Linked DNA regions of Homo sapiens: region 1 is linked to region 2. Evidence: chromatin loops called from intact Hi-C (ENCODE). Cell type or tissue: heart left ventricle. All regions are shown on one strand. Each heading gives the region's core, and the rest is flanking DNA. Links, peaks and the distances in the headings are about the cores only. Region 1 overlaps TSPAN9 (tetraspanin 9). Region 2 overlaps LOC105369617 (a long non-coding RNA gene).

Region 1 (16,530 bases), core at 5,740-9,739, 2.0 Mb after region 2:
AGCTGTGTGTGCGCTGAATTACAATGTTTGGAGAAACAATGCCCTGGGTCTTTAATGGTGACACGAATGGCCCACAAGTCTTGGAACATGGGTAGACCGCCCATGAGAATTCGCACTTTCTAGGTATGAAACTCAGAGCTGCTTACTTTCTGCAAGGAGCTGCACCTGGCCAGGAAGCTTTACCAGCTGCAGGAAATACACTGGGATTCACTCTCAAGATGGAGATGTGCCAAAACGTTACGTGTACCGTGAGAAGAGACGGTGCACGTCTTGTCAGTGGAAATGTGTTCTGAGTCCGTCAATCTCACCACTATCTGCCAGATAGAACTCTGGCTGAGAATCTGGATTTAACATGCTCGCCTGCAAAATGGGGAGAATCGTGCCCCAAATCTGGAATGGACAATATGTAATGTGGACTCTTTATTCATGGATTCATCACTTGATTGCTGAAACAAATCAATGTTGGTTTAAAAAAATGCATGATGTTAGCTCAGAATACAACTATACCTTCCTAACCTATTAAATTAGAGAAAACCAATTGTAAACCAAGCCAATATCTTACCCGTTACAAATTCTACTCAGCTGTCTGCCTCACATGTCTAGAGTAGACACCACCTCCTGCTGGTTCTCCAAAACAGAAGGAAAACATCACGCCCTCACGCATCTGAAGGCTCCAAGCAGGGGGACAGTGGCTTCCTCTCTTGTTTCACTTAGGGCAGAATGAGAGGAATGGGCTTAAAATGCAACAGGAAGCCTGCAGAAGACAGAGCTGTTAAAGACGGGAACAGGTGACTGAAGCAGGTGCTAGCTACCACCCTGGGCCGGTTGAACCCCACCCCACCTGGAGTCAGAGTGGGGTGAGTGTCGGGGTGTGTAATGCACCCAGCATGGTCCCTTCCTTCCTAGATGACTTTGGGAGGTGCCTTCCTGTCTGCGGCATCCATGGTTCCAGGATGAGGCAGGATGATGAGTGTGGGGTTGCCACAAACAATGAGCCCTCTCGGCCGGGCCCCGCAGCCTATTTCCAGCTCCTGATAGTTCCTGTCTAATGCCAACATTGACAGAGGAATCCAGGGCATCCTGGGCCCAGCATTGTTCAAATCACACATTCCTCTTCAGAAAAAGCTACAGAATAACTCTCATTCCTCCGCCCTCCCAGGAGAAACCACATCAGAGAATAAGCAACCAGATCCCCACATGTGATGGGGACCAAGGGGGATGGGCGCGAGCCACAGGGTGTCTCCACCATTGTCCATCAGATCCCCCACAGCAGATGCACAGAATGCCCAGAAAGCTAACCTGCCTGACCCACAGCTAAGCCCACCCTCAAACCACACAGCCAAGGGCAAGTGAGCGCGACCAGAGGCCCACCTGTACCCCCACCCAGACACACCACATTCTAAGTGTTAATGTTCTACACCACCCGTCTCGTTGACATTTTGTGAAAACTGCAACTAAACTCTCAGGAAAGGGAAGAAGAGATGTTTATGGAGTGCCTACTAAGCGTCAGGCACCGGGATAAGCACGAGCATCAGAAACCCCTTCATCTGGCAGGGCGCAGTGGCTCACGCCTATAATCCCAGCACTTTGGGAGGCCAAGGCGGGCAGATCACCTTAGGTCAGGAGTTCAAGACCAGCCTGGCCAACACGGTGAAAACACATCTCTACTAAAAATACAAAAGTTAGCCAGGCGTGGTAGTGCATGCCTGTAATTCCAGCTACTCGGGAGGCTAAGGCAGGAGAATCGCTTGAACCCAGGAAGCAGGGGTTGCAGTGAAATGAGAGCACGCCACTGCACTCCAGCCTGGGCAACAAGAGCGAAACAACTCTGTCTCAAAAAAAAAAAAAGAAAAAGAAACCCCTTCATCTCCATGGGTCACCGGCCACAGCTGAAGACAGAAATGCAAATGGAGGGAAAAAACAAAGCACAGCTGTTATGCTAAGCACTGTATGGGGAGTGGATACGTGGGTAGCGGAGACGGTGAGGAAAGTTCATAAAAAAAGATAAGAATGGCAGATACAAAAGCATACAGCGGGGAAAGGCCAGCACTACCCATCCCTGATCAATACCACCACAGGAAAACACCACTGCCCTGTGTGCCCATGACACCATGCCACCTGCAGAACAGAAACCTGCACGACTGAGGGCCAGGGGCTAACCATCTGCCCAGAGACCCATCGGCGGGCAAGACACGGCCCAGACACAGCCGACAGGACCTCACACCCTGGCGGACGAGGACACTGGCCGTCACCCGCCTGTCCTTCTTGAGTAAGAGGGCTCTGACTGAATCATTCTGTGATTAGGAATTTCACTTCTTTGTTTCCTGGTTGTAAACTTGGGAATATTACAAATCATGGAAATCCAAATTAAAACAACCAAGCCATCACTGTTTACCTAGCAGGTTAAGGCTGGGTGCGGTTGCTCACACCTGTAATCCCAGTACTTTGGGAGGCTGAGGCAGGCAAATCACCTGAGGTCAGAAGTTCAAGGACAGCTTGGCCAACATGGCAAAACCCCATCTCTACTAAAAATACAAAAACTAGCTGGGCATGGTGGCAGTCACCTGTAATCCCAGCTAGTTGGGAGGCTGAGGCAGGAGAATCTCTTGAAACCAGGAGGCGGAGAGTGCAGTGAGCCAAGATTGAGCCACTGTGCTCCAGCCTGGGCAACAGAGCGAGACTCCATCTCAAAAAAATTTTCTTGGCCGAGCACAGTGGCTCACGCCTGTAATCCCAGCACTTGGGGAGGCCGAGGCGGACAGATCACAAGGTCAGGAGATCGAGACCAGCCTGGCTAACACAGTGAAACCCCGTCTCTACTAAAAATACACAGAATTAGCTGGGCATGGTGGCAGGCACCTGTAGTCCCAGCTACTTGGGAGGCTGAGGCAGGAGAATGGTGTGAACCCAGGAGGTGGAGCTGGCAGTGAGCCGAGATCGCACCACTGCAGTCCGGCCTGGGCAACAGAGCGAGACTCTATCTCAAAAAAACATTTTTTTAAGTGACAAAATACCTATCAGCTTAAATTTTTTTTTTTATTTAAACAAGGCTACTCAATGCTGGCAAGAGTGTGGCGCATCTCCTGGGGGTCCCACCACCTCCCCACTCCCCCGGCCACCTCTTGCTCATGGACTCCTAACTGGCCTCCCAGCCACTCCTCGTTTTGCCCTGCTGTCCATGGTACTCTTCCCGCTAATGCGGGGCACCTTCCTAATACTCGGCTCTGTGCATTTCACTCGCAGCTGACACACTTCAGTGGCCCCAATTTTCATGGAATATTTAAAGACGGGCTCTGGTGGGTAATCAAGGAAAGACCAGGCAACTCAGGAGGGCCTGAAAGGTGCACGATTCTCAGCCAGGTGTGGAGGCAGATGATGTAAAGATGGGAGAGCTGCTTTCGGTTTTTCTTGGGATTTTCCCTAATGTAGGACAGATACTTTCTTCGCTGAGACGAGGGCCCAGAATAGAGTCTGAGCCACCAAAGGAAAAGGAAGGAAGTCTCAGCAGCAGCTATGTTCTTAAACTATTTAGTCTTCTTTCACAGCTAACTTTTAAATTGTGATTGGACCAAGAGACAAAAATATCTTAATCAATCAACAGATGTGGACGGAATGTCCTTCATTACCACAGGAGGCTAAAAGAAGGTGGCAGGCAGCACACGGATGTGACAATCCCCAGCCCACACTTAACTAGCAGCCATGAGGTGCCTGGTATATGCCAGCTGCTTGCACACAGCCGCGTGGTTCCTCATGCCTTCGCACATTCTGTTCCCTGTGCAGAGCACATGCCCCTCTCTTGGACGCTCAGTTTTCTCCATGAAGGCTCTTCCTTCCCCAGCCCAGGCAAAATTGGACCTTCTCTTCTCCAATCGCTGGGCTCCCCCCATTCAGACTCTCACTCTGCACACTGCTCCGTAAGGCTCGATGCTGAGACAAGAGGAGAAGGGGCACTGGGGTGATTGTTGTTCATCTTTCAATCCCAGAACCTAGCACCGTCCCTGGCTCACAGCAGGGGACAAATGGATGAACAAGCCAGGGAACAGAAGCGCGTGAGAGCCACTTCAGGTAGGGAGCACCCACAGAGGTGAGGGCTGGGACGAATCTCATTCCCGTGGCTCTTCAGACCCTCTGAGAGCTTGGATGGGCAGGGCTTGTACTGGGAAGGAGAAAGGCATACAGGCAGGGCTGAGCAGTGCCCTGGGAGCCAATGTGGGTCTGTTTAATATGCAGTGTGCCGATTCCCAGAAATCAATGCTCATTTTTAAAACTCTGCTCCCCAGAGCCACCTCCCTGTTTGATTCCAGGGTCGGTGTTAAGTATCTTTCTATTTATAAAGCAACTCGGCTGCAGTGGTGCGATGCCGGTCCCACACCCAGCCACGGAGGTGGGGCAGGGTAGCACAGAAGGAGAAACTGAGGCCTGGAAACAAGACACCAGAAAGGCCAGGTACTTACTGCAACAGCGAAAGAAATCTGGGCTAGATGCACTCCCTCCCGCGACCCTGGGGCCTGCTCACTTAGAGGCCTCCAGACAAGCTGGGAAGTGCAGCTCTTGCTCTGGGCTCCCGTGAGCACAGCGAGAGAGGCTGGGTCTTTCAAAGTTATTCTACAAGTACCAAAGGAAATGAACCCAGAGAGATGGGAAGGACGAGGTGCCTGGCTTTCCCTTGGCCACGCTTCTGACCTTCCTGGTGTCTGCAGCTCTCTATCTCACACCTCCTGCAAGGCAGCCCGTGCCACTGCAGCTCACAGGGGCTGCCACAGCTTGGCAGGCCCCTGCCGGGCGCTGACCTCCACCTCCTTCTCTGCCTCTCTGTCTCACTCCCACCTCCAGGAGCCCAGACACCCTGATGTCCTCAAGGTCAAGGCCGAGGAAGACTGACCGCTCTCGTGCCACTTCTCCCTCCCAGTTCTGGTTGCAGGCTTAGCGCACTCCTGCTTGCCAGGTCTCACCCCAGGTGAGATGCTGCCCCTGCTCCTAGGTCCTGCAGGACAGCACATTCATCCCAAATGATGCCCCCAGCCTCGCCCTGCAGGGGTCGTGTGCACAGCACTCAGGGTTGTGTCCGCAACACTTCATATCACACAAGGCGCAGAGCTGCGGACAAAAGCCTCACCAGTTCACCTGGCCACCTCCTCAGAAAATAAGGAAGAAAAGAAGACAGGCAGGGCAGGGGGTGTAAGGTCCGGGCGGCCTTCTCACACTACCAAATCAGGAGCTCCTCAGGTATTAATCATGTCAATTAAAACCACAGCTGAGGCCGGGTGCGGTGGCTCACGCCTGTAATCCCAGCACTTTGGGAGGCCGAGGCGGGAGGATCACGAGGTCAGGAGATCGAGACCATCCTGGCTAACACGGTGAAACCCCGTCTCTACTAAAAATACAAAAAATTAGCCGGGCGCGGTGGTGGGCGCCTGTAGTCCCAGCTACTCGGGAGGCTGAGGCAGGAGAATGGCGCGAACCCGGGAGGCGGAGCTTGCAGTGAGCGGAGATCGCGCCACTGCCCTCCAGCCTGGGCGACAGAGTGAGACTCCGTCTCAAAAAATAAAAATAAATAAAAATAAAATTTAAAAAAGCCACAGCTGAAGGCCAGGTGTGCTGGGCCTGTTACAAGAAGAAGCCCCTGGCCCCAAACACAGCAGAACACACAGGCTCCTGGAAATGAACACACAAACCTCTCTTCATTTTCTAACACACAGAATCCCAGAATGTTAGAATTGGAAGGAAATCTAGAAATCATCAGCTGTAAACTCTCCTTACAAATGAGGGAAATGGCCAGATGCAGTGGCTCAAGCCTGTAACCCCAGCACTTTGGAAGGCTTAGGTGGGAGGATCGCTTGAGGCCAGGAGTTTGAGACTAGCCTGGGCAACATAGTAAGACTCTGTCTGTACAAAAACTAAAAAACTAGCCAGGTATGGTGGCATGTGCCTGTAGCCCCAGGTACTCAGGAGGCTGAGGCAGGAGGATCGCTTGAGCTCAGCAGTTCAAGGCTGCAGTGATCGTGCCACTGCACTCCAGCTTGGGCAACAGAGTAAGATCCTGCCTCAAAAACAAACAAACAAATGAGGGAGAACGAAGTTTTGGAGGATAAATGAATTTATTCAGGGTCATCTAGCAAGGTCAGAACACAACAAATACAAACATCCCTTCCTGGTCCACATCCTTAACACCACGCTGTAGTCATTCAACAAACATTTATCAGGCAGAGATCTGCTGGGCATTTCACTTGGTAGATGGGCTCAACTCAGCTGGTTCCTGTTTTCAAGCAGCTTATAATTTAAGGAGGAGGAGGGAGGGAGGGAGGAAGACAGAAAGGAGAGAGAGAGATCTTTAAACAAACGGCAGAGCCAGGCACAGTGGCTAACACCTGTAATCCCCCAGCAACTTGGGAGGCCGAGGAACAGGATCACTTGAGACCAGGAGGTCAAGACCAGGGGCAATATAGCAAGACCCCCATCTCTACAAAAACTTAAAAATTAGCCAGGCATGGTGGTGTCCACCTGTAGTTCTAAGTACTTGGAAGGCTGAGGTTGGAGGATCACTTGAGCCTAGGAGGTCAAGGCTACAGTGAGCCATGATCATGCAACCGCACTCCAGCCTGGCCCTCATCTCTAAAAATAAAAAAATACACAAAAACAAACTCTTTCAACAGCACAAGCATGTGGTAAGTGCTACAATGCCAGTATGGGCATAGATGAGGAGGTGTCCCATGGGAGTACCTGTGCTACGCCCAGCGGGTGAGTACAGTCTGCCTGGCAGAGGGAAGAGAAAGGGCATTGCAGGGAGAGCAAATAGCACAGGCGAGACCCAGCGGACGGCAAGGACGTGGCAGAATCAAGAAAGCACAAGAAGAGTCTAGCGGGTGGTCATACAGCTCGTGAGGGCCACGGGCAGGGCTGCAGCCACACAGACTCTGGGCTTTCCTCGGGAAGACAGGGAACCACTGAACTCATCCACCCGGGCACAGTGAGCACCCTCCACATGCCAGGCACAGCCAACCAGGCACAGCCGACCAGGTCAGTGGGCACAGCCACTTTGCAGGACAGCAAAGGACAGCTTGGAGAGACTTGTCAGGAAGCTGTGGTAATGTTCAGGTAAGACGCCTTGAGCACCTGAACTGGGAAAGTGGCATCCAGAGACAAGGCAGAGGCACAGTCAGCAGAACCCGGGCGTGGAGTGAGAGAAACCTCTGAGTGCGCTTCAAGGTCAGGTGGTGGGAGGGCCCAGCGGTGGTAACAACCTGCGCTGGGACCAGCCTCTCTGTTTAATAGACTCGCCTGCCGCGTGCGGTTAGTTACCTTTCCATGCCTACGTGCTTGGTATTCCCTGCAGGCTCAATCAACACCTACAGGGTGACGCTGATTACGAAGCCAGCATGCCTCCAAAGCTGAAGAAAGCCTCGCTAAGCGACATTGCTGATGGATCTAGTACAAGAGCTGGTCAACGAACTGGCCCATCGCACCGCCCACCCCATCGCCCATCTCAGTCCTCACTTGTACCAGGAGTGGCTCTTGGCCAGGAGTGGGCCTCGTGAGCACCGCTGGCAGGGCCAACCAAACGTCAGTGAAAACACCCCAGACCAGACCCCCGCGGTTATGATTCTATGCGCTAGGGTGGGACTCAGCAAGCGGCGTTTAAGTTCCCCCGGTGAGTGACACGAGCACCCGCTCGCGCCAGACTAAGAACCACCAGTTATTAATCTCTCTCGTTTTAGAGATAAAGAATCAGGTCTGCAAAGCTAAGCACTCGTCCACAACTGAAAACAGCATGACCCTGACCATGCCGGCTCCCCGGGGCTGCCTCCAGAGCTGGGCGGGGAGGCAGAGGGCCGCAAGACAGAGAGGGCCGCCTGCACCAGGACCAATCTGCATCCCTCGCTCCCCAGCAGTGCGCTGAGAGCTGAGGCTGGGGTGGGGGCGGGGGAAGGGTGACGGATGGATCCTGCTTTGCTGGCTGCTACCAGAGGGCCAGGGAGGAAGAGGAGAAATGAAAAGCCTGGGAGATATTTTCCCTGTGATTTGTGCCGCTGGAGATGCCCTGTAGCAATATTTATCCTGCAGCTCTGTCCCACTTTCGTTTATCATCCAGCTCAGCCTGAGTTATCACAACCAGGATGGGACCCATAAACTAGCTACCTGACACCGTGGGGACCATGAAGCGTATTTTAAAATCTCAAGGAGCAGTTTCGACCCTCCATGGAAATTTAAAGAAATAGGTGCACCCTTCATCCCCTGGGGACTGCGGCCACTCTGGATGCAGACACAGGGAGAACGTGACACACGGAAGAAACTGCCACGCTCCCAGAGATTCACTGCAAACAAGGACCACACCCTACCTACGAGTGCAGAACCACCATCTGGTCACAGCCCCTTCTTCAGGCCAGTAGGACACACCTTTCAAAGGCCCAGAATATTTCTGGGATTGAATTTTAATCATCTGTCAATAGCAGTTCATCAAGAAATTTGGCAGTAAATGAATGAATGCTGAATTTACTGGGCATTTTCTATTACATACTAGGTCTGTGCTGGGTAAAGGGGGTTAGAAGTATAAGACCAAGTACTCGATTATCTTATCTATCAGATCTATTCACAGGGACACACAGGGATGGGTAACTAACAACACAGGAAGGATAGGTGGGTCTGATGAATGAGAGAGGGGACAGCAGGGGCTATCAGGACATCCAGGGTTAAGGGATCCTCAAGGTTGGGGCTGGCATTATGGAAAACATGAGAAGAGAGTGGGCAATCATTTGCAGACTGATAGCAAACAGTTTCTGTGGATTACGGATTAGTCATGTGATCTAGTTACTGGGTTTACGGCAGTGCACAAAACCAGGAGGAAAAACAAACAAGCCCTCCTATAGCTTGCATTCCAATTTGAGGACATGAGGGTGACAAATAAAGAAAAAAGAATATATATATCATATGCTACGTAGAAAAATAAAGAGGGATAAGGAAGATAGGACTGGGCAGGGGCAGCTGCTTTAAACAGAAAAGTCAGAAGGTCTCGGCGCGCGTCGGGACAGGGCAGCAGCAGGGAGATGTGCTGGGAAACTGTTCCCATAATCCAAGCACGAGGTGACGAACGGTGGCTGGATCAGGGCTATAGCCACAGAAGCAGCAAAAGGAGGAAGAATCCTGGTTGATCTACAAAGGAACACAGGAGTGGGGAGGCAACGAGTGTGCTTTTCAGTACATTAGGACGTCTATTAGTCATCCAAGTGGAGACGCAGATGCAATGCTTAAGAAATGAGTCAAAGAACTTTAGAAACAGAAGCGGCTTTAGAGAGCGCCAACCCAGGAGTCCCTGCCCGGCAGAAAACGAGGTGATGGTGGACCTCGAAGCCTCAGCCAGCAGCCCCACAGGTGCCACAGCTGTGCAGGTCCTTCCGCTCTACCTCCTGCCATCCTCCCCAACTCTCCTGCAGTGTTTTCAGCTGGGTAGGCCTGATCTCTGCAGCCATCTCATTCTACAGATAAGGTGCTCTGTGGCCAGGAGAAGCCACATGCATGACCAGGGCCATCTGCTCCCCCATCACGACCCCCCCACACAGAACTGACTCAGTGATCTCTTATCTACGCCACGCACATCCACCAGATCAGATTTTGTTTCCAACAATGTAATTTTGACAAGGAGGAACAGAAAAACAAAATCTCTGCTTCTAAAAGTCTTTTAATTATAAGGTTTGCCTTTGGAGTCTGAGTTTCTTCCCACAGATGTATATTACATGTGGAATCCTATGCTACATGCTATCTGGAGCAAGCTAGCCGTAGATTGGTGTGTCCAACGCAGGAGTTTGGGCTATAGGTATAAAACTGGAGTAACTGCAAAATCTGTCTCCATGGAAAAGGAAGGAAAATACTGAGCCCTGGCAGGGATCAGTGCAGAATATTCCCTGTAAACACCATAAACGAGATGGATGGGAGAGAAATTCAGATGTAAGTGACATTTATTGAGCACCCTCTATTTACAGGCTGTTTGCCTCACTCAATCCTCACAGCAACCCAGTGAGACAGGTATTATTATTCCCAGATGAAGGACGTGGAACAGAGAGAAGTAAAGGGACTTGCTCAAGGTCACGGCAGCCAGAAAGTAGCAGAGATGAGATTCAGGATGCCCCCACCCCCACCCCAAGACATTCTGACTCCTCCATCAGGGCTCTTTCCTTCCCCATGCTGCCTAGCAAAAATGAGGAGAGAAGGTGCCCCATGGTTGGGTTCAAGTGGATGGCTTGAGTCCCACTCAGGGAGCTGCATACACCTCTAAGCTTCTCTGTACCCTCCACCTCCCCCAGGCTCCAGGAAGCCACCCTGCCCACCCTGACACCTGATACGATCTTCTTCCTGCCTTCAAATGTCATTCAAAACTGCCTCCTTGATAAGTCTTCCAAACTCACTCGCATGGTTCCCACTCCTCCAACAAGCTCACAGGCATGGAAGCCTTTCCCAAATGCCCAGGCAGGGATCTAGGCCTTTTCTAGCTGTGATTCCCACATCCAGACTGATGCCTAGGGTGCTGAGTGTTCACAGGGTTTGTTATTAATAATGGATCACATTACTTTTATCAGCATTTTTCACTTTTCCCAGGCTGTCATACCATTAACTCATGTGGTCCTTATGGCCACTCTGGGCGGTAGGGAGGGCAGGTACACGTGTTGCCCATTTGACAGGTGGAGAAGCTGAGATCTAGGGGATAAAGGACTTTTCCCAGGACACCAAACTAATATCCAAACCAGAATTAGAAATCAGAGCTTCTCCTTTCTAAGCCAAAGGTCTTTCCACCAGATCACATGAACTCCCTCTCTCTGCCCTGACTTCTAAAGCAGGGGCTTCTTCCACTCCTCTCTCAGAGAATGCCAAAGCCAATCAAACCTTCCCCCAGCCCTGAGGTCAACCTGCCCACACCCACCCGAAACAGAGTTGGGTGCGTTCTGCAGACTAAGGAGGAAGACAGAGCATTGAAGGTGGGCTGTGCAGTGACGGCCTCTGCCCCTCTCCCACACTCCACGTGCAGAAGATAGAATGGTCCCTGAGAACTCACAGGCGGGTGAAAATGGAGCCAGTTTTCTCTCCTCTGGCTGCCCCATAGTCTCATCCTGGCAGACTGTTGCCAGGGGGTCTGGAATGAGGAGAGAAATGACGAAAAGAGAAGCGTACACACACTTCATGTTCCCAGCTCCGTTTAATGCCACATGAGATCACCACCTTGTATTTCCCCACTACCTTCCTTCTGAGTCACGTCCAAACCTGAGCTCATCCATCTGCACGCCCACACTGGCCGGGAGGGAGGCGGGGCCATCGAGGCAGCGCATCTGATTCATTCATTTACTCAACGAGTACTTTATGGTGGAGACACAGAAAAGAGAGGGGGCGGAGAGTGGCCTCAGCTTCCCAGAGAGACAGGACCTGGTCTGGGAAGAGAATTAAGATTTATCAAATCCTCTCCATCCAGAGCTCAATTTTTTCCCAATGCCTGTAACTGCTCTTGAGACATCCATTCGTAAAGAGATTGGATGCAGCACTTCACAAGCAAGTGACAATGACTCACACATAGAAATAGAGGGGGGCAAAGAGAAAGTAAGTCAGCTCCCCACCGCCCCCCAGCTCTGGCACCTCCCAGCTTGTGACACTCTCTTCTTACCCCTTGCAGCCTCTTCTTAGACTCTGTCCTGAATTCATTCTGTCCTGTGTGCTTGACGCTGAGCAGCTGCAGACAGGCCCAGTTCTTGTTCACCCAGCACCCCTACAGCACCCGGAACATATTGCGAAGGCACAGATTTTGGCTCCCCTCTGGGTCTTGAATTGAAGGAAGCAAAAAGACGAGCGCTAGAGGGGAGATTTTATGAAGACCTTAGCAACTAAAAAGGTTTGAAGCATCTGGAAAGAGCTGGCACAGTGTAGAGGGATGAAGATTTTTCCCATGATAGAGAAAAGAGCGAATGATTCTCTGCCAAGGATGACCGGTGCTACTCCTGCCTTGCAGGGCACTGAGCTAAACGGTGGAACGGTGGTGTGGTCTCCCCCGGCCTGGGCTTCTGTGGCACAGAATGAGTGACATGGGAGGGTATCTCCTGCTGCTGCTTGTCCGCTGGACCCCAGGACATGCTTTTATCCACAAAGGCCTGCAAACCAAACTGACCCCAATCCTCCCAGGAGGACAGGCCCATGACCTGACCCTGCAGAATAAGACCCAGAGCTCCCAAAGGAGCCAGTGGGATGGGCCCAGGAGGGTGGTCCAGGCAAACAGGCACATTGCCCCAGATGGGAACTCTGCAGGTGTGGTCTAAGGCTCCCCCACCCCCAGCCAGACTGATGCCAGCCAAAGCCCCCGGAGGAAAGTCAGTCAGCCCTGGCCCCTGCACACCAGGTCAGCAGCCACATCTGGCCCCCAGCAGCTCCTAGCCCCTGCCATCCCGATCCCAAGCGGGAGACCATGCTCACAGCACTTAGGCAGCAGTTGCCTGGACTTGGAGCCACATTTGTGAGGGCTGTGCATGCCCCAAATCCAGCTCATCACGAGCTAATGACTCCACATCCACCCCAGCCCATCACCATCATCCCTTCCAGCCCAACCTTGGGCTGACCCTCCCACTAGTTTTATTAGCACCTGTACACCAAGCACCATCCTAATCATTAAGAAGAAAGGTGTGCAAAAGTACACAAGAGATAAGCCCAATCTCCAGGGGCTCACAGTTTTTTCCTAAGCTGATCAATACTGCACTCAAGTTATATGTTTACCTATCATCCCTAAAATGTGTCGTAGTCTCTCTGTGTCCTCATTGGCTGGCACAGAGTAGCTAACTTAATGGAAGAGCTAAAAACCTCCATCTATGTTCAAAATCCCATTCCTACTGCTCATCTTCACTGGCCATCAGTGAAATCAACAGTCACAGTGAGATATCTCATTAGTGAGAGATCATCAATGAACTACAGCCACTTGCAGCTACGTGGATGAATCTTATTTTTTTTAATGTTGAGAAATAGAAGCTAGACAAAAGAACGCAAGCTGTATGATCCCATTTACGTAAAGGCCTTAGTCTATGGGCCGGGCGTGGTGGCTCATACCTGTAATCCCAGCATTTTGGGATGCCAAAGAGGGTGGATCACCTGAGGTCAGGAGTCCGAGACCAGCCTGGCCAACATGGTGAAACCCCGTCTCTACTAAAAATACAAAAATTAGCCGGGCGTGGTGGCGCATGCCTGTAATCCCAGCTAGTCAGGAGGCTGAGGCAGGAGAATCACTTGAACCTGGGAGGTGGAGGTTGCAGTGAGCCGAGATCGCGCCACCACATTCCAGCCTCGGTGACAGAGCGAGACTCCATCTCAAAGAAGAAAAAAACAAAAACAAAAAACAAAACACTAATCTATGCTGTTAGAGATCAGGTTAGTGGCTACCCCTGAGCAGGAGTAAAGTCTCAAAAGGGGAATGGGGGTGATGTGCAAGGTATTAGTAATGTTCTGTTTCTCAATCTGGATGCTGGTCCCACAGATGTGTTCACTTCTCTATAAAAATTCATCAAATGCTGCATTGCATACATATGTTATACTTCAACAGAAGGTTAGAACATTTTCCATTTCTGTCCATTTATTCATCCCGGTAGCCCTTTCATATAAAAGGACAAAGCTGTTCATGTAAAATAAATCACTGATCATCTATATGTATAATACTAGTCTTTTTTCATCTCTAAAATGAAGAATATGAGATAATCTCTAAGGAACCTTCCAGCTTTAGATAGTATGATGCTTTCATCCTATTCTTAGTAAAACCTCATTAATCAGTAATAACAAATCCTTTCTAAATTAGTGGAAAGTGCAAAATATGGAACGTTTGTTTAAAGAAAGGCAGCGTTACTGCTTGCAAGAACTAAGCACATCACAAATTAAAATATAAATGTCTATTAAATTAAAGTTAATGAAAAATATTACAATATACATTAGGCTTACATTACTTAATACTGCTTGAATATTGTTAGAATTCTGTGTCTTTCCCATGTTAGGTCCTCATTTCAACCATTTTCATCAAGAGGAGTCATGAATGCCAAACTATTACATCTGCTGTATCATTAGTGACCAAATGAGAGCGTTTAGAGAGTAACATTGACTCAGATGCCTATAATTCCCACACCTCGGCCACTTCCCTCCATGGCCCTGTTAGACCGACGAGTTCCATCCACACCTGGGCAAATCTGAGCCTGGCCTGAGCCTCGGTGCGGAGCCACTCCTTGAGGCCCGTCCCCTGCATGAGGCTGCCTCGAACATGGCTGAGACACAGATTACTTATGAGACTTAAGACACCCCTGGGAGCTCGGCAACTCCAATGATGCAGCAGATTCTAGGAGGCAGCAGGACGAGAATACTAGGCGCCATCATAAATTAAACCTCTGCTCAGTGGCTAATCTCACGGGCGCCTCACAAAGACACAGACGGACTGCCTACAGCTCACTCGCGGCCTTGAGAGCTTACAAGCAGAGGCGCCTCCCTCCCAGCTGCCAGCAGACCCACAGCTTTGCGAGCAACTCTCTCTGGGCCTCAGTATCTCCTTCTGTACAATGGGGAGAAACACTCCGTGACCCTCGCCTTGCAGTACGGCGGCAGCAACAGAACTCACTCACTAACATTTTAAATACTTCTGGACTCCCCCGTGAAATAAGACAGCATGGGGTATGTCTCAAAGGAAGTGATTTCCTGGCGGTCATCTCCAAGTCCAAAGAGCAGATTCTGCCCAAGGAATTGACACTTCATAAAGTTTACTGAAAAATCAGCAAATGAACCCTGATTCCTGGCAAACCTCCATTAATTAGCAATAAGAAATCCCTCTATTTTCCCCACCAACAGAGAGGATGAGCAGTGGGATTCGTGGCCAGTACTTCCTGCTTCTTTGCTAAGATCTAGATGCACTGAGGACTCAGGTCCAAAGACCTTCATTCCATTAGGAAAAACAGCAGCTGAGTTAGGCCTCCCTTCCCCCAGCCTAGGGCTGTGAGTGAACTTCCCCTCCTCTAGCTCCACCACCTGTCTCTGGACCAAATACAGATCACAGAGAGGCATTTCCTGAGCTCTGCAAGCTTGCTGACCCCAGAGGTTAATCCTACCCCTCTACGGCCAGGCCACCAGACGAGAGCCTCTTTCCTCCCAACCAAAGGAACCACAGAATCCTAGAATTTCAGGGCTTGAAGGGACCTGAGAAGCCCGCACGTTCAAGGCTCTGAAATGTCCAGGGATTATCCCAAGGTCACAAAGCAGAAATGGAGAGGCCAGGATTCAGAGCTAGGTCCTCTGACCCTCACCCTAATGCTCTTTACTCTACCCAAGACAGGACCTCCTTGCCATCCGAAATGCCACTGTGGCCCATTGGTGGCAGCAACCTGGAGTGCTATACCGAGAAGGCTCAGCAGGCTCAGTCTGGTTGCAGAGTTAACAGTGCTGTGATCAAGTAGCAATATCCACCTGCAGCAAAGGAGGAGGGTTTTGCAGCCGGCACTTGCCAACCTACCACGACACTGCTGGCTCCCAGGAGTCACCGCAAGATGCCTCTGCATCACCACGATCCAGCAACCTCTGGGTGTCAATCTCCCCTCGCAGGCCTGGGACAAGTGCAAGGGCCAGGGAGAGGAGCTAACCCAACAGGGAAGAGAAGAAACAGCCAGAGAGTAAAGAAGACCAGAGTGAGCTGGAAGCAAAATCCAGAAAAACTTTTATTTCAAATCAAGGATGATTTGTTGAGTGCCTGCTATTCATTTATTGGACAAACACATATCAAATGCCCACTGCATGCCAGCCATGGTGGCTCCCTGATCAATGCTACGTACCACAGAGTGTAAAGCAAACTCCTCTTTCATTTCTGCTGTGCATCACCTTCTTTTCTGCTTTGTAGACCCTATGTCTGAAAACAGAGATAAACCACCTCCCAGGACTGTTTTGATAATAGAAAGCAAAAACTCATACGAAAGCACCTTAGGAAAGAGAAAGCTCATCTAAATACAGAGCAGGCCACCGTTTCCTTCCTTCCCTTTCCTCTCATCAGGGACTTTGCACCTAATGAACGGTCCAGCCTCAGTACCACTGGTCTATCCCAAAGGACCTCTATAGCTTGGCCTTCTAAGTGGGTCCCCTCCTGCTGGCCCTCCTGCCCCACCCTCCAGATCAGGAACTGGGGTGAAGGAGTGGCCTCCTCCCTGCAAAGAGGAGAGAACAGAGAGAGCTGCCTAATCAATTGGAGAGGGAAATCCAGCCTCTACATTAATGACAGCAGGTGAGTCTCTAATATCCACAGGCAGTAACTCACACCAGAGGTTTTCTGTATCCTCCAGGGCAGAGCAAGGGATTACCACTGATGTGTTATCTGCTCCAATTCTTCCTGCCAGGAGTCAAGCATAATACCTTAGTAGTGTGGTCTCACTGATGCTAGCTGCACAGAGATATGTAAATTATACGCAATGGATTGGGAACACCACACGCTGACATCTGTCTCTCGTAAATACCTCCTACTCCAGGATGTGAAACCCAGGAAAATCCTCTGAGTGGCAAAAA
Region 2 (16,530 bases), core at 6,060-10,059:
TCTACTCCAGGCCTTCTCAAACTTTTACCCACATACACTAATGGTGGCAGGCAATAAATAGATCACTCCTGGGGACCTAGGGATTTACTCCAAAGTAGTGTCAAGCTTAAAATTTCCCTGAAGACACGTGTTTTATTTTCAGAATTTATAATTTTGTAGTCAACTCCATATTTCTGTAGGGCTTTGAAAGATAAGACAGCAGCACTCTCCTCGATTTTTGAGTAGGTTGATGTTTTCAGGGAAATGTTCCATGTTTGTCTCTGACTTTGCTCAGTCCCTGGGACTCAACCATGTATTCCTCAATCATAGATGCATGCCTGTTTAAGAAGTGCCACGTGGGGTATGTGAAGGACAGTGGCATGGTCAGAGCAAGGGCATAGGAAGCTTACTCTGCAGCATGAGGATTTGTGTATGTCCAGAAGCCAGTGAATTCTACAGGAGAGGAACAACGTGGGTCAGGAATCCATTGAGTTCCACAGGGAGGAAAGACCCTGGCCTGGTCTAGGATAGCATCAGCAAAAGTGAAGCAGAAACAAGAGTCTAGGTAACCCTTGCAGGAAGAGCTCGTGGATTCACAGTCTTGCTGACTGGACCAGAATGATGCCTTGAAAACAACTTAGAGAATACTTTTCACCAACTAGGGCATGTGCCGGAGCTGACTGGATTCCAGAATTAAAGAACCAATCCAGCAAGTAAATAACAAATACAGCTTTTCCAGCCTGCTTTGGGTTAGGGCTGGCTTGGAACTAGCAGCTCCTCAGTTCAAAGAAAAGAAAAAAAAAAAACAGAACTCCCCAATTACAACAACAGACTTAAGCCAGGCTTATCCCGTCAGCTCATAAAAGACTCCTTGGACAGAGAGGGATTTTGACTAAACAATATTTTGATGAGTTAAACGCAAATGAATCGGAACCATGTGTGGCCACTTCTCTCCACATGGAGATTACAGTCGGGTGGGGGTGGGATGACGGTGGCGGGGTGAAGAGGGCCATTTGAGATTCTGTCTAAAAAACCAAATCGTGTGAAAAAAAGAAAAGTAGCAGCAGTTGTACCAAACCTACTTTCTCCAACCTTCAAATTGTCTGGGGGCTTCCCTGGCCCAACTTTGATAGATGTAGTGGAGCCAGGCTTTCCAAGTGTTCTGTTTGGCAAATCTAAAGCCAGTACATGCCAGGCTAGAGATGCTCATGGTTCATTATTGAATCCTTTGCCTTCTCTGTTTGCCTGTTTCTATGAGAACACAGCCAAGCTTGGGGCACTCTCTGTGTGAAGGAAGGCAAGAAGAACCTGAATAATCCAATTCCTCTGGAACCCCATATCATCTATATTTAGGAAAAGCATTACGAACTTATTTCAAAAATGATTTCCTCCCTTAACAATGGGTGGCTCTGCACTCAGTGTAATGGGTTTGCACTCTGGATGGTGGGGTGGGTCTGCTGAGTGGGGCGTTGGGTGTCGGGGAAGTCTGGAGGTGGGAACAGCTGCAGAGGGAAGGTAGGGGAGAATCTATAATGTAACTGACTTTGTCTGTGCTTTTGGTTTTTGGAGGAGGAGGAGTTGAATGGAAGACTAGCATGAGGCATGGATAGCCTACCCACTCCTAAGAAGAAGGATTACACACTAATAATTAGGGAACCCACTTAAGTAAAAAGCAATATCAAGAGTTCCTTCTTCTACTAGCACAAGTCCTTTCTAGGTCTCTTGTACGACGTCGTTCAGAGGCGTCATCTCAGCTTTTCACTAAAGCACTTAGAAGACAGCCTGGTTGCAAGCAGAGAGCCAAACCATAAATCAACTCCCATTCACAATTTCTACAAAGAGAATAAAACACCTAAGAATACAGCTAACAAGGGAAGCGAAGGACCTCTTCAAGGAGAAATACAAACCTTGATTAAAGAAATCAGAGAGGACACAAACAAATGGGAAAACATTCCATGCTCATGGATAGGAAGAATCAATATAGTAAAAATGGCCATACTGCCCAAAGTAATTTATAGATTCCCATTAAACTGTCATTGATATTGTTTACAGAATTAGAAGAAACTATTTTAAACACATGGACACATGGGGGGAACAACACACACAGCTTGTTGGCGGGCTGGGGGTAGTGCAGAGGGCGAAGGGAGGGAGAGCACCAGGAAGAATAGCTAATGGATGCTGGGCTTAATTCCTGGATGATGGGTTGATCTGTGCAGCAAACCTCCATGGCAGATGTTTACATGGCAGACGTTTAACAAATCTGCACATGTACCCTGGATCTTAAAACAAAAGTTAAAAAAAAAAAAAAAAAAAAAGAAGAGAGCCCAGGTGGAATATGCATTATGTACATGTTTGTGACTGTTACTACTAATTATTGCCTCTTAAAAAGAATTTCAACATACCTGTATCAAGCAACCTGCTTTGTACTAGGCATTATGCAAGGTACTTAGAATGCAGAGAAAAATGACAAGAGTGTGGGTCCTTAAGAAGTTTACATTTCTAAGTCTCAGTGAGGTATCTTCTTCCCTATGTATTGTGGTTCTGTTGCCTCCATTCTGCAGCCTCTTCCCAGCTGTCCTCACATACCCAAGTGAGGGCTCAGGGAATCCACAAGGCAAGCATTGTGGAGGGGTTCAGTAGGGGAATGACAGTGAACGTCCCACTGGCCTGGGGTTGACAGATAAAAAACAGGTCCCCCATTAAGTTTCAATTTCAGATAAATCGAACTGAGCATCCTGGTGTTTGTTTGGCCAAATCTGGCAGCCTTAACTGTCATGACATCAGGCTGGCCACTGAGAACCCTGGAATCTGCCTCCCAGACCCCCATCCCCTTTTCCTGTGCATTTTTCCCTCTTCCATCAGAATTGTATAACTGTGCTTTCCTCCAACACTACTCTTAAGAAAACATCCAGTGAACTCAGCTCTCCTAGGGATACTTTGATTATAAGCCTTAGTTCTAATTATGAAGTGAAGTCTGTGCCCCACTTTAAAAGAATATTAGGCTATAGTTGAGGGGTGGAAAATACTATTTCAGGCAGGAGGTCTTCCCGGGCCCTGGCAATCACACCACCTTGGCTACAAGCCATGGAGCCCACAGGTGAGGCCACCCTACTCCCACCCGTCCCACTCCTTCCTATTGGCCTCCCGGCAGCATTTGTTTCCCTTTGGGACCTAGGCAACTCCCAAATCTCCACTGCAGTTAGGTTAGCCCACTCCCCTTGCTCTGTGCCTTGGATAGCTTCTCCCGGCTGCAGATAAATTTCCAGGTCTCCATCGTTATGGAAGCCTGATGCCATCTCCTAACTCCCCAGCACCCCCAACCAGAGTGTGGTCGGAAGGCTCTTCCATTGTCCTGGAGCATGGAACACCGCACCTTCCCCTTCCCAGTCCAGGACCAGAGACATCCCCTTTCAATCTCCAGTCTACCCTCATGATGCACCTTGGCTGGGCAATGGCTTTTAAAGAACTGCTTTATTTGGCAGGGACCTTGTGTCTCTACCTTTTGTGAAATATTCTTAATGAGGTGTGCAAAACCTACATTTATCATAGAAGATAGGCAACTGCACAATGATTCATTTCATTCCTTTGGGACATGTCTGGACTCTCCCTGCCTCAGTGAGCCCTCCCAGTGGGAAAGGTAATACCAACTGAACTTTTAACCTTGAGGCTCAAATTCAGTTTCACCCACTCTCTCCCGCACATACACCTTCCCCAGTCAAGAGGTAAAGACAAGTCTTCATCCATTTACTCCCTATTCTGTCTCTGTTCTTTTCTGATAAATGTTCACTGACCTTATGTGACTCCTTCAAGGGCTTGGCCTCTGCTTCCGCCATCTGGTCCTGTCCAGGTGCTTTATTCTTTTTCTGAGCTTGTCTTTGTCAACCAAATCCTACTATTCTTGAATTAGAATGCCTGACTTGACACAGAAAATGCCTCCTACTCCTTCCCAGTGATGGCAACAATCTTACCAGAGGAGAAATTATAGATTTGGGCTCTGAAATCTAGATTATATTGATCCATAGCTAGAATCTTTAAGTGGCCTTGGGCCATGAAGGTGTGGAATATATTAGATTTGAAGCATCTTGAGAACAGAGACTACATTGTATCAATTTCTTCATTCTCATAGCACAAGCTTAAGGCATGGCGTACAGCAGGTGCTCAAACATCACTAATAAATGACTAATTGATGTTCCAGTCTTAGATGCTCTGCTCTTAAGTGAGCATATGAGATGCTAGTGTGGTTCCCCCAGGAACTAAAATGTCTAAGGACTGTTGAAACCTTATCACTTTGTGGAACATCTAAAATAAAAGTTACTGATCCTCAGTAACTGATTAGACATTCTAACATTATCTTGTGTTCAGATTTGGGAGTGACATGTGGGCATCCCTGGAGCTTTAAGAATGAAATTAAGAAGAAACATCAAAACGAAAGACCATTATCCCTAAGCTAAGGAAACCCAAAGACAACCTAGAAATGTGGACAGACGTTAGGGGATACTCAAGGCTACCAGGATGATTCAGGAAGGCAGCCTGGAAAGCCGTTGCAACTAGATGGCTGAAGTGTAATTAGGAATGTGTTGACTGAAGGGTGGCAGTCAGCTCCTCAGAGAGAGCAAGGATTTGGAACTGGTTGTTCAATGCTAGCCAAAGGGGAGATTGGTCAGCAAAAAGATTCCAGGCTGCCCTCATGGTCGTTGACTGTTGCTTCTACTTCAGCTGACCTGCCCCTCTATCTTCATTTACCCTTGTGTATCATGAGGAAATGTCATATTTATACTATGGGAGTTATGCTGAGATCTCAAATCTATGTGAAGTCATGGGAAGCATCTTCTCACACTACCTGATTTCAAGTCTTATTTTCTATTAAGCAGCCATAATCAAGAGAGTGTCATAATGGTGTAAAGATAAGCAAATAGATCAGTGGAACAGAGCAGAAAGTCCGGAGATAGACCCACACATAGGCAAGCAACTGATTTGCAACAAAGGTGCAAAGACAATTCACTGGAGAAAGTATCGTCTCTTCAACAAATGGTGCAGAAACAATTGGATATCCAAAGCAAAAATAAAATTAACGTCAATCCATACCATACATCATAAACAAAAATTAATTCAGGAAGCATGCCATAACTAAGTGTAAAATTTAAAACTATAAAAATTCTGGAAGAAAACATAAGAGAAAACCTTTGTGATCTTGAGCTGGGCAAAGATTCCTTAGATATGATATCAAAAGCAGGATTCACAAAAGAACAAATGGATGAATTAAATTTCTTCAAAAGACAATATTAAGAAAATGAAGAGACAGTTACAGGTTGGGGGAAAATATTTGTCAAACACATATCTTATAAAGGACTTGAATTCAGAATATTATGAAGTACTCTCAAAACTCAATAATAAGAAAACAAACAACCTAATAATAAGTGGAAAAAAATATGTGAACACATACTTCACCAGAGGAGATCTATGGATGGAATATAAACACATGAAAAGCTGCTCAATATCATTAGCCATCAGGCAAATGCAAATCAAATGAAAACCGCAATAATATGCCACTACATACCCACTGGAATGGCAAAATTAAGAAAGAACGGGCCGGGTGCGGTGGCTCACGCCTGTAATCCCAGCACTTTGGGAGGCCAAGGCAGGCGGATCACGAGGTCAGGAAATAGAGACCATCCTGGCTAACAAGGTGAAACCCCGTCTCTACTAAAAATACAAAAAATTAGCCGGGCTAGTGGCGGGCGCCTGTAGTCCCAGCTACTTGGGAAGCTGAGGCAGGAGAATGGCGTGAACCCGGGAGGTGGAGCTTGCAGTGAGCCAAGATCATGCCACTGCACTCCAGCCTAGGCGATAGAGGGAGACTCCGTCTCAAAAAAAGAAAAAAAAAAAAAGAAAGAACTACCACAGGTAACATTGGTGAGACTGTGGAAATACAGCACTCTCATACCATACACAGGAGATGGGAATGCAAAATGGTATAATCACTTTGGAGAATCTTTTAGCACTTAAAAAAAAAAAACTTGAACATACACTACCATATGATATAGCCATTTCACTCCAAAATATTTACTCAAGAAAAAGGAATGTACATATATACATGTGTCTGTGTGTGTGCCTCTGTGTGTGTGTGTGTGTGTGTATACATATATATGAATAGGTAGGTGGGTAGACAGATAGATAGATCAGTCTCCATACAGAGACTGTACATGAATATTTTTAGCAGCTTTATTTTTAATACTCCCAAACTGGAGACATTCTGAATGACCAGCAACAGACAAATTGATAAACTGTAGAATATCCATATAATGGAATACTACTCAGCAATGAAAAGGAATGAACTAGTGATACACTTAAAGACACAGATGAGTTACAAAGTAATTTTGCTGAGTGAAAGAAACAAGACAAAAGAGTGCATACTGTTTAATTCTACATTCAATAAAATACTGTGTAATTCTACATTCAATAAAACAAAAACAAATTGATAGTGGCCGGAAGCAGATCTGTGATTGCCTGGAGAAGGGAGTGAGAAAATTTTAAGCATAGTCCTAGCTCACTGCAGCCTTGAACTCCTGGGCTCAAGTGATCCTCCTGCCTCAGCCTCCCAAAGTGGTGAGATTACAGGTGTGAGCCACTGCACCTGGCCAGGTTCATTATCTTGATTGTGATGTTAGTTTCGTCAGTGTATATATATGTCAAAAATTCTCAAATTGTTTTCTTGGATTTGAAACATATCGTATGTCAATTATGTCCCAATAAAACTATTAAGAATACATATGTCTGAGTTCTGGCAATTTCTCCCTATTTGTTACTACAGAGGTCAAGGAAAGCATTAGAACTTTGGGGAGGGCAGGCTGCTTCAGGACCTGTTTTGAAATGCCTTTCTGTTTTCTTTCATGTTGGACAGGGAGAAGAAGATGGAGTAGTATAATAGGCTACCGTGGCTTTGGGATAAATTAAAACAATTTTTGGGCTGAATAAAATTTGTATAAATTTCCCACAATTATAAGGAGTTCCTACAGATTACACAAATGTTCAGACACACTCACATATATATACTCACAACAAAACAATCCCATAGAAAAAATAATGGGCAAGAGATATGAACAAGGAATCCAAAGAAGCAGCTTGAATCTCTGCCAACAATTAGAAAGAATGAATTTAAAACACATTGATAAAACCATGTTACACCCATCACATTGAAGGAAAAAGCTTAAATATGTCACCACCGAGTGCTGACTAAGATGTGGAACAATACAGTCAGATACTCTGCAGGGTGCACACTGGACAATGAATTTAGGAAGCAATTTGGCAAAGTTGAAGATCGTCACCCCTACGACACAGAAAGTGTACTTCTAGGTATACACCCTAGAGAAATGTTGGCACACGTGCACAGAAAACATGTATAGCAACACAATAGCAGGAAATGGAATGATCTAAATGCACTTTAACAGGTAAATGCAGAAACTGTGGTGTATTCACATAAAATTCTAGACAGCAGCAAAAATGAATGAGCTAGAATTACATATATAAAATATGATTCTGAAAAATACATTGTTCAAGGAAAAACAATATATTGTTCAAGGAAAAAACAATTGTAGAATGATTCACACCATAGAAGGTCATTTTACAGCATGTAAATCCCTATCTTATGTGCAGTCGGGGCACAAACCTATCAATGAAATTCAAATGACTTGCATGGGCGTTATAAACTTCAAGTTCAAGATAAGAGCATTATGGGTGTTTTCAACCATAATCATAATTCTTTGTTTCTTAATTTCAGTTGTGGGTACTTGTGTTATTCTTAATACTGCGTGTACATCTAAAATAATGGAAATTAATAATAATTTCTTGCAAAATAATTACTCTTCACTGTTCATTGCTTCTGTTGATCTATAAAGTGAGTCTACCATTCCAAAGTCAGAGTAGCTTGGGTTTGGCTATTCATCATGCCCATGAATGTATTCGTTACATTTGCATTTGCTTCTCACCCAGCCTTTCACTCAACCAAGCTCCACAACTACGATGAGAGACCCGTAGAGAATTTACAAGCTGAGGAGGTTTGCTCTTGCTCTTGACACACAGTATTAATTCCATCTGGTCTTTCCTGACCTCTAGTCTTCCTTTGTAGATTACCAGTGCTCTCTCCTTAGGGGGTTGGTTTAAATCTTGATTGCTGCCTGATTTCAGGATGTTCAGTGTAGGCTAAGAAATGGGAAAGGTGCTGAGATTAGAATGACTCTGCAGCACGTTCATGCCATGACCCAGGGAATTTGGAATATGTGTAGGCTTTGATTGTGTATTTGTTTTATTTTATTATGTATTGCTTATGTATTATCATGTATTGTTTATGTATTATGTATTATTGATTTTATTATGTATTGCTCTTTCACTCTTCAACATGCTTTCTTTTGGGTAACTGCATTTAAAAGCCTGAGTCTCTATATGAGAAAATCTCCAAATAACTGTGATTAAAAGTCATTCTATTAATACTTGATAACTCCAAGTGTTGGCAAACATGGGAAGATTCATATAAACTCATAAGATGTGTTGGGTGTAGACATTCTTACAATACCTCAGGAGGGTAATTTTTTATTTCTGGTAAAAGGAAAAGTATACTTACCTTTCAACTCAACAAATCTACTTCTAGGAGGAGTCTAGCAAATGCAGAATGTTTATTGCAGGATTGCTAGTAAAAGTGTTAACTTAAAAACAGCCCAGATATCAGTTAACAGCTGAATCAATAAAGAAACTGGGAAACATTCTTAGAGCAGAAAGTAGTGAAATAAATGATTAGATCTATATAGCAGAATGAATAAATCTCATAAAGGTAATCCTTTTTTTTTTTTTTTTTTTTTTTTTTGAGAGGGAGTCTCGCTCTGTCGCCCAGGCTGGACTGCAGTGGCGCGATCTCCGCTCACTGCAAGCTCCGCCTCCCGGGTTCACGCCATTCTCCTGCCTCAGCCTCCCGAGTAGCTGGGATCACAGGCGCCCGCCACCGCGCCCAGCTAATTTTTTGCATTTTTAGTAGAGACGGGTTTTCACCGTGTTAGCCAGGATGGTCTCGATCTCCTGACTGCGTGATCCACCCGCCTCGGCCTCCCAAAGTGGGTAATCTTATATTTTAAATATTTATTATGCAAGCATACATGTTATAGCATGCTGTTTGAGGAAGGTGATATTGTTTGCATATTTGTCTCTGCCCAAATGTCAAGTTAAATTGCAATCCCCAGTGTTGCAGCTGGGGCCTGATGGGAGGTGATTGGATTACGGATGATGTGGAGGTGATCGGATTACGGATGATGTGGAGGTGATCGGATTACGGATGATGTGGAGGTGATCGGATTACGGATGATGTGGAGGTGATCGGATTACGGATGATGTGGAGGTGATCGGATTACGGATGATGTGGAGGTGATCGGATTACGGATGATGCGGAGGTGATCGGATTACCGATGATGTGGAGGTGATCGGATTACGGATGATGTGGAGGTGATCGGATTACGGATGATGTGGAGGTGATCGGATTACGGATGATGTGGAGGTGATCGGATTACGGATGATGTGGAGGTGATCGGATTACGGATGATGTGGAGGTGATTGGATTACGGATGATGTGGATTTCTCGTGAATGGTTTGGCACCATCCCCTTGGTGCCGTTCTTGTGATAATCAGTGAGTTTTCATGAGATGCGGTAACTTAAAAGTGTGTGGTGGGTGGGAGCGGTGGCTCATGCCTATAATCCCAACACTTTGGGAGGCTGAGGCAGGTGGATCACAAGGTCAAGAGATCGAGACCATCCTGGTCAACATGGTGAAACCCCGTCTCTACTAAAAATACAAAAATTAACAGGGCGTGGTGGCACGTGCATGTAGTCCCAGCTACTCTAGAGGCTGAGGCAAGAGAATCGCTTGAACCCAGGAGGCGGAGGTTGCAGTGAGCCGAGATGGCGCCACTGCACTCCAGCCCAGAAACGGAGTGAGACTCGGTCTCAAGAAAAAAAAAAAAAAAGAAAAGTGTGTGGGACTTCCTTTTTATACCCTGTCTTTCTTGCTCCTGCTTTTGCCATGTGATGTGCCTGCTCCTCCTTTACCTTCTTCCATGATTGGAAGCTTCCTGTGGCCAGAAGCAGATGCACTGTGCTTCCTGTACAGCCTGCAGGACCATGAACCAATTAAACCTCTTTTTTAATAAATTACCCGCTCTCAGATATTTCCTTATAGCAGTGCAAGAACAGCCTAATACAGAAGGTTTAAAGCTATGAAAACTAATACTGTATATCACGTGAGGATACATACACATAACGTAGTAGAAACAAATGTGGGCGGAAGTACTAAACTTGAAGTTCAGGTAGTAAACATTTTTGGTGGGGGAAGTAGAAAAATCAGATCAGAAAAGCATTTACTCAGGGAACTCAAATGTATCTGTGACATTTTATTGCAAATGTTTTAAAGTAAAGGTTTTAATTCAGTAGTCATCTCTAAAATGGACATTTTCTTATACAACCATAATGTTATCCAATCTAACAGAATTATTTATAACTTTTGTTATCACCTAAAATATATAATTCGTATTAAATTTCCACAATTGCCTCAAAAATATCTTTTGACACTAGCTTGTACAAATCAGGATCCAAGCAAGGCACACAGGTTAAGTTTTGTTTTAATGTCTCTTAAATTGCTTCAAACGGAGAGCAGGACTCCATTCTCCCTTATCACCCTGGAACTCCCTAACACACACTTTTTCCGTATTTTCCTTGTTATGAAAGATGGATCAAGCTGTCCTCTGGACTGCCTCCCATTCTGGATTTCTCTGTTTGCTTTCTCCTGCTGCCATTTAACTTGTTTCTTCTCCTTCTATGTTCCCCACAGAAACAATGTGTGAGATTTGGTTAAATTCAGATTTAATGTTTTTTTTTTTTTTTTGCAAGAGCACTTCCTAAGTTATGCTGTGTACTTCCATTGTGCCATATTGGCAGGCACACTATGTTTTAGTAATGGCAAAATTGGTGAAGATGGATAAAGATGGGGGCAGCCTCATTCCTCCACTGCAATGGTCCCTGACAACCTTTCATTTAATAGTTTCATCCATTGATGATCGTTGCCTGCAGTGATGACTTCATTTGTGCATATACAATGGTACTTGTCAAGTTAGATTGCATTACACTGAATTCTTCACTTAAAAAATTTTTCTTCATCTACAAGGGCTATTTAGTTATCCTGAAATATAGTTCACAACAGGAAGTCGGGTAGCACACTTGATTATTCCCTTTTAAAGACCAATTTTCAGAATTAAGAGTTAATGCTTTCTCTCTTTAAAACAAAAAACTCAAAAAAATATGGCTAAGTTTTAAGATTTTGTAATGCTGGGTGGTAAAAAGTATAAAACTATAAAAATATTAAAAGGTATTTATAACTATTCTCTAAACCTTTCTAAACTTCAAAACATTTTATGCTGAAATATTTAATTAAACAAGAAAAAAAGTCCTATTTTGTAAAGTTCAAAATATGCTTAGTGTTCAAATGACATTTAAAAAGAAGCTTGACCTAAGCTTTAGGAGTAAAAGTTATCTAAAAGTTTTAGTTGGATGATTGGAATTTGTTTTAAAAGTTTAAAAAAGGGAAAACAGAAATAAGCTAATAATATATACCAGAAGAGTGAGGAGACACAAAGAAAATGCAACCACTCAACCCTGTGGGGAATGGAGGGAGCGTGTGGGATCCACTGCCCAGCCCAGGGAGTCTCCCTACAGTCCAACTGCCTTTCTCAGATCAGAAGGCAAAAGAGCAGTCTAGCAAGCAAACAAACAGCAACAACAACAAAAGTACTGAAAGTTTTCTAGAAAGGCCAGACTCAGGAGCAGAGAAGAGGCACAGTGGGCAGTGCCAGTGAGAGGCATGAGTCCTGAGTCAGCTGGGATGTCCAGGGAGCTGGCCAAGGGCCTCAAGAGGAGGGTAGAAGGAAAATGGTATCCTGACACCTGCTGGAAAGAGCACTGGCAGAAAAGGCTCCAGGAATGCATTCAAGGGACTTCTATTTAGGGACCTAAGAAGGAAATGCAAGCATCAATTTAGTTAAGCAGAGCTGGATTCAGATGAAACTTGAGGAAAAGCAATGAGACTAGAATAGGGTTGAAGAACTAGGGCTGAGTAGTCTGGAAAACCAGAGTTTGAATCCCGATTCTACACTTCCCAGTTGGGTAGCCCTAAGCCTGTTACTTAACCACGGTAAGTTTCAGTTTCCTTATTTACAAAATAGGATAAAAATACCTCTTCATAGAGTGTTGTAAGGATTAAGTGGGATGACTGTGTCATAACATAACAAAGTAGTGTTTGAACAAGCATAGTTTGTATTCTCACTAGTATTATTACTCCTAGAGGCAGGAAGCAGAGAAAGGCCTAGGCAGATAGGGAAGGGTCCTCAAAGAATCTCCATCCCACCCCCAAAAGTGTTTACACTAGATGTTTTGTGCACGTAGGGAACCTGCACAGATTCTTGCCTGGGCATGCCCACAGTGGACTGGAAGCCCACATGCACTGGGGGAATGGGGTGGAGCCACCGGAAATCCACGCCTTATGCAGGGGAAGAGCCTGGCCTCTTCAGCTCGTGTGTGGTGGCCCTGGTATTCATTTTGGGGAGGGGGTGGAAACTTGCTTGTACGACCCCCTGTCTTTACTGAGAACTTTCTTTTCACTTAATAAATTCTATCCTCCTCACCCTTCATTGTGTCCGCATCCCTCATTCTTCCTGTTCATGAGACAAAAACCTAGATTAGCTGAGCTAAGGAGCAAAAAATCCTGCATCTTTACCATTCTTATAATATTAATTTCAATGTATAAATCTAAATCTATATCAGTTGACACCAATGCCGTACTATATTATACAAGCAATTCAAGTAGGACAGTCAGGCCATTGTTTGGATCATTACTGTATCATACCATGTTCTAAAATAATCTTCACTAAAAGTATATTTGTGAGAATAAGGATGAGAAAGTCTGTGTGTATGTATGCATGTTTATGGACATGGCAAGATTCACAGGGTGGCTCAAGATGGTTCCAGAGAGCTCTTTCTGTGAAAGAGGGAGGGAGGGAGGAAGGGACCTGTGGTCAAGAGACTTTACCTCTTTGGTCCCTTGTTTCCTTATTGGTAGAAATACATAGACATGGGGTAGGTACCTGTTAAATAAATGTTATTTCCACAGCATTTTACTCTCTGCACGCACCTGGCAGAATAAGGACCTCCAGTACAAATCATATTTGACTACACTCCCGGTGAAAATGCTACTTAATTATCCTGCAAAAATTCAGGAATTGGGTCAGCAAGTACATACTTATGCCACTTTACATCACAAACACATTCTGATGTATGAGCTGGATCATTGGGAAGGTGGTATTTCAAAGTGGCAGGGAAATAACTTGAAAGCTCTGAAATCCATTGTGAATGTGAGCCAGCCACCCTCACCAAGGCCCTGGGCCTCCATCCAGGGAGGCCTCCCCAAGACAAGTGCCTGCTGCCCTGTTCTCTGCCTGCTCCCTCCTGCTCTCCAGGGCTGCTGTGTCTGTCTCTTTTCCTTGGCCTCCTCTGTCTTGCTTCCTCTGAATTCTCCCCTTTTCACCTTTCTCAGCTTGATGTAATCTGCTGTAATGAATCAGCAGTAGCCCAGAAGTCTTTGCTCCCTGGTAGTCATAGCTGCTTATAGGGCTTATTGGCTATGGAGGCCTGAGCCCACCACTGAGAAGCTGATTTACAAGTGGGCCCTTTCTGCATCTCTCTTCTTTGTCTTTTCCCCTGCAGTGATGCAGGTTAAAAAATCCTAGAAATGTCCAACTACACCAGGAAACCCATCCTCCTTTCTCTGATGGCCTGAACAAGGGAGAGATGGGGTCTGGCAGCCCCTCAGGAGGGTGCTGTTCCCCAAGTAGGACCCCCCGCCCCCAGCATGACTTTGTTTTTCTTTAACAAATGAGAACTGTCAGAGAAATGGCAAACAGCCATGCCTTGGAGTGATTAAGTAGAGCCTAAGTTTAGAGGGGTTGGCACACAATAACACATCAAGTCCTTCATTCGCAGGTTCCCCCTGGCCGCCACATGAAAGATGAGTGTGAACCTTGCCCTGGGGACAGACCCGTGCATGGACAGGACAGCACAGCCCCAGGAACACGCATCAGAAATGCATAATCCAGAGAAGACTCACTTAGAACAGACCAGATAGAGAAATAGTGTGAGAATCCTGGTTTTAGGCCCATGAAAAATATTTTTGACATGACAGCTGAAAAAAATTCCTGAAGACTTTGCTCATTGATGGGTCCGGCCTCAGTGCCCATTTGGGCCACTTTCAGCAATCCAGTGGCACACATGCCTCCGCTGAATAAGACCATACAAGGTAAGGCTAATATGAAGTGTCTGGATCTGATGGATTTGAGGTGCAGACACGAGCCCCATCTCCAGAGTCAGGACTCTGTATTTCTGAAGAAGGGTAGAAAGTAATCTTTGAAGAAATTCCAGAGAATTTCCTTTACGGTTAAGAGGAGAGTGTGGGGAAAACGTTGCTGCCTTTTCTTTTCTTTCTTTTCTTTCAAGGCAAGTTCTTCCTTTGTCATCCAGACTGGAGTGCAGTAGCACAATCAGGGCTCACTGCAGCCTCAGCCTCCTTGACTCAAGAAATCCTCCTGCCTCAGCCTCCTGAGTAGCTGGGATTACAGACATGAGCCACTGCACCCAGCTGTTCCTGCCTTTTAAAAAACAGGAGCTATGAAGTATGTATTGCACTCCTCTGGCCTTCAGGGTAGTATCTGAGGCACAAAGTAGATATAAGGATGAAAAAGACAGAGGACCTGGTCCTGAGATAGGACATAGACATAAATTAGTCAGAATGTAAAAAAAAAAACAAAAAAACAGATTGGTTTCTACGAAATCTTCAGAAGGAATTTAGTGCCTGCCCGTGACCAATAATGTGGTGATACAACAACCATTCTGTTCTCAAGGAAATTCAAGTTTAGTAGGTCAATACCATCAGCAAGTTAGTTGAGTACAAGTTCCTGGGAAAGATAGTTTGGTGTTATCAGGAGGAGTTAGGAAAAGAACAATTGATGTTGTAAGGACTTGGCTGGGCACCTAGAGGTGCATGGGGAAATGAGTTCTAACCAAAGGAATTGAATACAATTTATATGTGTGATTTACCCTTCCTTTTAAAGTGTTTTTCATCCTCAACCAATAAGTAGATAAAGAAAACGTGTCATATGTATATAAACACATATACATGGAATATTACTCAGCCTTAAAAAAGAACGAAATAATGTCTTTTGCAGCAACTTGGATGGAACTGGAGATCACTATCCCAAGTAAAGTAACTCAGGAATGGAAAACCAAATACCACATGTTCTCACTTATAAGTGGGAGCTAAGCTATGGGTACGCAAAGAAAGACAGAGTTGTATCATAGACATTGGAGACTCAGAAGAGGGGAGACAGAGGCACATACACATGTGCACACACACAAATGCAGCATGACAAAGTGAGATAGGTTTCAACTACGGTGCAGTGAAATGAGCATAGGCTCTTAAGCCAGGTAGATTTGGATTAAAATCTAGGTCTATCACTCAAAATTGTGTAACTTGGGCAAACTATCTAACTTTTCTGAGTTTCAATTTCCTTGCCTATATAAAAAATAATAATCCCTACACTATAGTGTTGCTATGAATTTTAATAATAGTGTCAGTTACCATCTATTGAGTACAAACTCTGAGCCAGGCTGTGCACAGGGCACTATAGCTATATTATCTCATTTGATTCTTATGACAACCCTGTGATGTAGATATCATTATCCCCATTTTAGAGATAGGGCAACTGAACCTCAGAGAGGCTAAGTAGCTGGCCCATAGTCCTGCAATTAGAAAATGCTGCAGGCAAGATAAAAAACTTTTGTTTGTAAAAACTGCACTAGGGTCCCCTGCAAGGAGCTCAAGGCAGCTCAAGGAGCTGCAAGGAGCTCAAGTGTGAAGAGTGGAAGGCACTGAATGAATGGGTGCTCCCACACACCCTTCCCTTGTTTCTTCCTAGCATCCAAAGAACCCTTAGTTCTCTCCATCTCTCTCAATGTGTAGGTCTCTAAAATGTGTATGCTTCTAATTTAGTTTAGCCAGGTCTCTGTATGCTTTGTGCATATGTTTATTTCTCCTGGAGTGTGTCTGTGTGTGTGTGTGTGTGTGTGTGTGTGTGTGTGTGTGTGTTTCTACTACATGAAAGAGTTTCTGTTTGTGTCTCTGCCTGACTTTGTCTGTTTCTGGCTCTATCTGTATCTGTTTCTCCATGTCTTCACTTGTAACTGGATTATGGGCCCGGTTTTTGTTTTCTTTCTTCCCTCCACACATCTCTTTCTCCATTCCTCCCTCCCCTTTTTGTCCCTCTAGTATAAGAGAATGGTAATTCAATTGTTTTCTGGATAATAAAAATTGTCAACTTAAACAGGATATGTAAGGGGCATTTTATTTTTCTTTGATTCATTGTAGTTTTTGCACTCTTAATTATTTCCCTGCCCTTAGGAATCGGTGACTACAG

Evidence for each region. Peaks named below come from ENCODE experiments on the same cell type or tissue, not always from the same donor. Only the 100,000 strongest peaks of a DNase experiment are listed, where the experiment ranks them.
Region 1: it touches region 2 in a loop (21-fold over the local background); 6 of 110 quality-filtered maps call a loop at or near these places.

The regions. Positions count from the first base shown.
Region 1 is chr12:3,163,610-3,180,139 of GRCh38, reverse strand. The region is part of intron 2 of TSPAN9 (tetraspanin 9); the gene reads right to left. Among named protein-coding and RNA genes, the nearest start is that of TSPAN9-IT1, 22 kb to the right of the region's middle. RefSeq lists enhancers at 6,788-7,545, 7,546-8,304, 10,482-11,064, 11,065-11,648. In heart left ventricle, for the core only: no CTCF peak of the experiment used is centred there; DNase peaks (open chromatin) are centred at 6,948 and 7,446.
Region 2 is chr12:5,136,137-5,152,666 of GRCh38, reverse strand. All of the region lies in intron 1 of LOC105369617 (a long non-coding RNA gene), which reads right to left. Among named protein-coding and RNA genes, the nearest start is that of LINC02443, 99 kb to the left of the region's middle. RefSeq lists an enhancer at 11,892-13,091. In heart left ventricle, for the core only: no CTCF peak of the experiment used is centred there; no DNase peak of the experiment used is centred there.